2 separate regions of the Mus musculus genome follow, and region 1 is linked to region 2. Evidence: chromatin loops called from intact Hi-C (ENCODE). Cell type or tissue: heart. All regions are shown on one strand.

What was found. A loop is a pair of places that touch in the nucleus more often than their neighbours do. Peaks named below come from ENCODE experiments on the same cell type or tissue, not always from the same donor. Only the 100,000 strongest peaks of a DNase experiment are listed, where the experiment ranks them.
Region 1: a loop joins it to region 2, with 2.8 times the contacts of the local background. A loop is called at or near these places in 5 of 42 quality-filtered maps.

The regions. Positions count from the first base shown.
Region 1 is chr7:114,561,349-114,563,848 of GRCm38, reverse strand. It overlaps Cyp2r1 (cytochrome P450, family 2, subfamily r, polypeptide 1), which reads left to right and starts at 877. Exons shown (of 5, transcript NM_177382.4): 1 at 877-1,116. The coding sequence starts at 892. In heart, a CTCF peak has its summit at 1,214; DNase peaks (open chromatin) are centred at 798 and 1,168; H3K4me3 peaks cover 1,225 bases; H3K27ac peaks cover 1,089 bases.
Region 2 is chr7:114,280,586-114,283,085 of GRCm38, reverse strand. No RefSeq gene overlaps it. Among named protein-coding and RNA genes, the nearest start is that of Psma1, 5.7 kb to the right of the region's middle. In heart, a CTCF peak has its summit at 1,209 (motif pointing right); no DNase peak of the experiment used is centred here.

The DNA.
Region 1 (2,500 bases), 280 kb before region 2:
TGTGCAGGCATTCAATAAATAGTAGCATGAATAAAACTTAAGGTAATGAGAACTGGTGAACTTTTGCCAGTGCTGAATCATAATCAGAGGGCAGGTTGTTGGGAGTCTCAAGTCCTGCCGGTCCTGTGTTGCAAGTAATTGCCCAATAGAAAACAGGAATGTGGGCTGAACTAACGACATAAAATCAGTGCCTCTGCCTCAGTAGGAGACAGAGAACCTGAATAGTCAGTGCTATCCCTGAAAAGAGAGGCCTCTGAGATTATAAATAAGAAACCAATGGGGGCTTGGGAGAACAAAGAAGGGTGAAAAGATAGGTGACTAGAACTAATCAGAATCCTCAAAGGGTCCACCGAGAAATGGCTCATAACAAACAGTGAAATTGCAGACAGAGTGAAGCAAAATACAATAAGGTTATTTCCTTTTCCTCTTGATATGTGGACTCGCTAATGGAAGTGCTGGTTATTACCAGACTCGGTTAAAGAATGCAGTTCTAATCTCTTCCCTATCCGTAGACTGAAAATAAACAGACCAGGCAACGTTAGACACTCTTTAAGGACAGACGTCCAGAGAACTAAGATGCACCGAGCCCAGAGAGCGAAGTTCACATGACCAACCTACTGACAACATTCCGGAAAAGGGCCCTAGGGCTCCGTGCCCGTTATGCGGTCCTCACCAAGAGCCAAGCCAAACCCAAAGGTTTACAAACGGACTCTGAGCAAAGCAGATCTGGAGCTGGCTAACCCAAAGGACCCTGAGCCCACACTGAATGAACCAATGGCCGTAGAGATAAGGCGGGCCGTCGAGGCGCCGGGCCAATGGGAGTGCGGCAGGGCTGGTGGGTGCGCCCCTGCCTCCTCGCTCCGGACTGGTTCGTAGCCCAGCCCGGGGCCGATGTTGGAGCTACCGGGAGCCCGGGCGTGCGCTGGGGCGCTCGCGGGCGCTCTCCTGCTGCTGCTCTTCGTGCTGGTGGTCCGCCAGCTGCTGAGGCAGAGGCGACCGGCGGGCTTCCCCCCGGGTCCTCCGCGGCTGCCATTTGTCGGCAACATCTGCTCCCTGGCCTTGTCGGCCGATCTTCCCCACGTCTACATGAGGAAGCAGAGCCGGGTGTATGGCGAGGTAGGCCTCAACGCGGACCTTCCTCTCGTCAGAAGGAACCACTCAAGCGAAGCCGGCTTCGAGGGCCGCGCCTCCTACAGGAAGCCGCCTCACCAATACCACGCCAGAGGCGCTTCGGCTTGAGTTTCCCGCCCACAGATCAGCATGTGCTTCTGCGCTTGCGCTGTGTGGCCTGTACTCTCTGGAGATGCCAGCCCGTAAGCTGCCACTGACAGAAACTTAACGGCCCCGTGGGCCCTGAGCTTGAGGGAAAAATCAAGATGCAGTGAGTTTCTAGGACAGTTAGTGGTCAGTATTGTAGGCTGCTGATTAAACCATGGTTTAAAAGATTTAACGCTAAAAATTAAAATTGCCCTTTAATTTTCTGAATCCTCAATTTTCCTCATCAGAGTAATTAGAATGATACCCAAAAGCAGTAAGAAGCTACCCAACTGTATTGCCTACTATATATGATTTTGGTTACTATGTGTGAAAAATATCTTCATTTAGTAGTGTTAGGGATTGACTGTAGGGTTTGGCAAGTTAAGTGTTTACCACTGAAACACACAGCCAATATAATAGAAATGTATTATGCCTCCAAATCTAAAATTATCTTTAAACCAGTTGATTTGAAATGGTTTCTCATTGAATAGGAAATTAAAAATTTTTACATAAATATTTGAACTGAAAGGAATTATTTACTATGAATATTCATATAGGACAAGTAATGTAAGTCTGTTCGTTAAGATAAAATTAAAATTAAGTGTTTGGAAGACTGTCATTAAGGAATAGGTTGATTGGATTCAATTGATTAGAATTTGGCGTAAATAATTTTGTTTCTGGTACACTGAGGAAACTGCATTGTTTACAGTGATGACCACTTACTGCACATCAGATAAGCCTGACCTGTGTTGATAGCTTCAAAGTTGCAAGGAGCAAAACTGAAAAGGATATATGTATTTCAGAGTAAACATTGTATTGCAAGGCTTAATAACCACCAAACATTAACTCTTTATAAACTACTGCTGCATTTGATCTTTATTCTAGCTATAAAACAACCCTGAAGATTTCCATTATCTTAGAGATATTTCCCAATTTTTGACAGTTTCAAAATTAGTATAAATTGTTAAAATACGAACCATTTTTTGTAGAGTAGAAGGAGACTGTTATTTCAGAAAGGTTATAGGAAGCAGTTCATAGAAGTTTTTTTTTTTTCTTTTTTTGACTTTTTTCTTTTTTTCCTTTTTTTTTATTATTATCATTCCATTAGTTTACATCTCAAATGATATCCCACTTTCCAGTTACCCCCTCCACCAACACCTCATCCCATGTTATCCCATTCCTGGTTACTTCACTGCCACCACCACCCCCTCCACATCTGTCCTCCCCACTCCTTTTTGCCTGT
Region 2 (2,500 bases):
ACGACTCATACCTCGTTCCAGACAACCTCTCACAGGAAAGTAGAAATAACATCAAAAAAGAGGCAGCACCAGAGCCATCCACAATAATACCCAGCCATGTTGTTATTTATTGTCTTAACAACTGGTATCCCAATTGGGGTGACAGGAAATCTCAATGTGACTTGAATTTGCATTTCTGATTAGAGTAAGATTGACTATCTATTTCTTGTGTTTATCATTTGTGCTTCACCTCTGAGGTATTTGTTCATCTTATTAGCTCATTTATTATCTTACTACGTTTGACGTCTTTGTGTGTTCTAAATGTTAATCCTGTCAAAAGCATAGCTAGCAAAGACTTCCTCCCATCCTGCAAGCTGTCCCTTCATTTCATTGTTTTTTTCCTATGCAGAAGCTTTTTAATTTTGTGAGAGCCCGTTGTCAAGCGTTGCTACTATCCTCGGAAAAACGGAGCCCTTGCCTGCGCCTGCGCCTTAAGGTGGTTTTCTTACTTTTTTTAAAGGCAATGTTGGGGGTCAGCTTTTCAGACTTGCTCAAGCTAGATACACATTCTAGCACTGAGCTTCGATCTCCACAGACTATCTTCATTTAACAGGATTCAGCAATACACACTGAAGGCTCAGGGAGGCCAGAGAAGTTATAAAAGGCCTCAAAGCTTAGAAGTAGCTAAACTCAAATACAAACTTAGATCTACCATAATCAACCATAATTTTGGAGAACTCCAGCATACAGGTCTTATAACTCTTTTCTATTCTCACTCTAGTCTATGAAAATTACCCCCCACTTTAGGGTTCCCAGCTGTGATGGTTAATAGGTGAACACAAATACCCACCTTCTTTGCTTCTTGGCTGTGAGTACCCAGTGTCCAGCAGCCTCAAGTTTCCAGCCACAGTGGACTGCACCCTCCAACTGTGAGCCAAAAGAAATCCTTCCTTCCTTAAGTTGCTTTTGCCGGGTAGTTTGTTGCAGGAACCAGAAAAGTTAACTCACGCACCAGCTTAGACCTCCACACAGCTGCCCCCACTTATTTCATATGTGCACCCGGATGTCTGACATTCCAAACTCCAAATGTGAAAATAGTTCTAGAAGTATAACATAAACTCCATTTTGACAGATTTTTTTTTTCACACGAGAAAGAGAATCATGTCTCCTGCCCCCTGATGGAAATTTAAAACACTGTTGTATGTGGATCCAGGGTTATACTCATTGGTTGAGATGCCTGTGGAGGCCAGTAGAGGGCACTGGATTCCCTGAAACTTAACTTACAGGCTGTTGGGTACTAGGAACTGAACAAACCCAAGCAAGACCTCTGTAAGAGCAGCAAGTACCTTAGCCATCTCTTCAGGCCCTAGAAATTACCTTTACCCTAAAAGTCTGGCCTCGCTTACTAATGGCTTTAAAGGAATACTGCTTTGCTGGATTGGTTACCCTACAACATTTTTGTTGATCAATTTTTTAGCTCCTGGCTAAAGACATCATCAGCCAAAACCTGTATTTACTGTTAGGGCTGTGGGAAGCAAAAGGGAGCCACAGGACCTGTCTGGGGATACCAGCTAAGTCTGTCTGACTTTCTTCCTTTATCATTTGTGTGCATATGTATATATGCATGTGGACTTTATAGACACCGCAGGAGCCAGTTCTCTTTCCACCATGTAAGTCCTAAGGAGCAAACTTAAGCTGTCCCTTCACGTGCTGAAACAGGGTTTCTCTGTGTAGCCCTGGCTGTCCTGTCTTGCCAGTTACATTTCACTGGGCACCGAGTTTGTGTGACACGTGCCATGTATATGCATATGCACGGTCTAGTTCTTGTCTCTCAGGGGTGAAGGTTTGATAGAAAGGGACAATCTGTAAACAAGTGAGGTTAAGAATGTGAGTGGTAAGATGGGAGTCTGCCTCGAGTTTGGCTGAGGATCCAAGGAAGTCAAATGCCAACTATTCCACCATAAAATGGAAAACCACCAAAAGCAGAAATTCTCAGTAACGGGGGAATGGGTGGAGACGAAGTCTTTTGCAATTCCTGACTATCTTCTACTCACTCCTAAGCTAGGGAGGAAATTTAGTTTAGAAGGGTTTTAGAGCAATTTTTTTGGATTGTTGTGAGTCAACAGCTTTTTCCTCAGCTATTCCTAGGGAAAGAAACTTCAAGGATTTAGTGTAATTTTGCTATATAACCATTGGGTCAGAGGCCACAGTGGACTGGTGCCAGGCTTACACTGAGGGATTTATATACCCAGTGCTCACATACTTTTCTCATGTACAGTCACTACTCTAGGAATACAAAAACAAAAACACAGCAAAACAAAAAACAAACAAACAAACAAAAAATGGTGAACAGAATGGACAAAACTCTGGGCCTTCACAGAGCCAAAGAGCTAGGGGGGATTTTGCTGATACACTGAAAAATGAGTCTGGGGTTTGGTCAAAGTCCATGGTTACTGAGATCTGAGGCAAAGTATTCCTCTGAGAGTGTTTCTTTGGATCATAATGTGCTATTGAAAAGGAC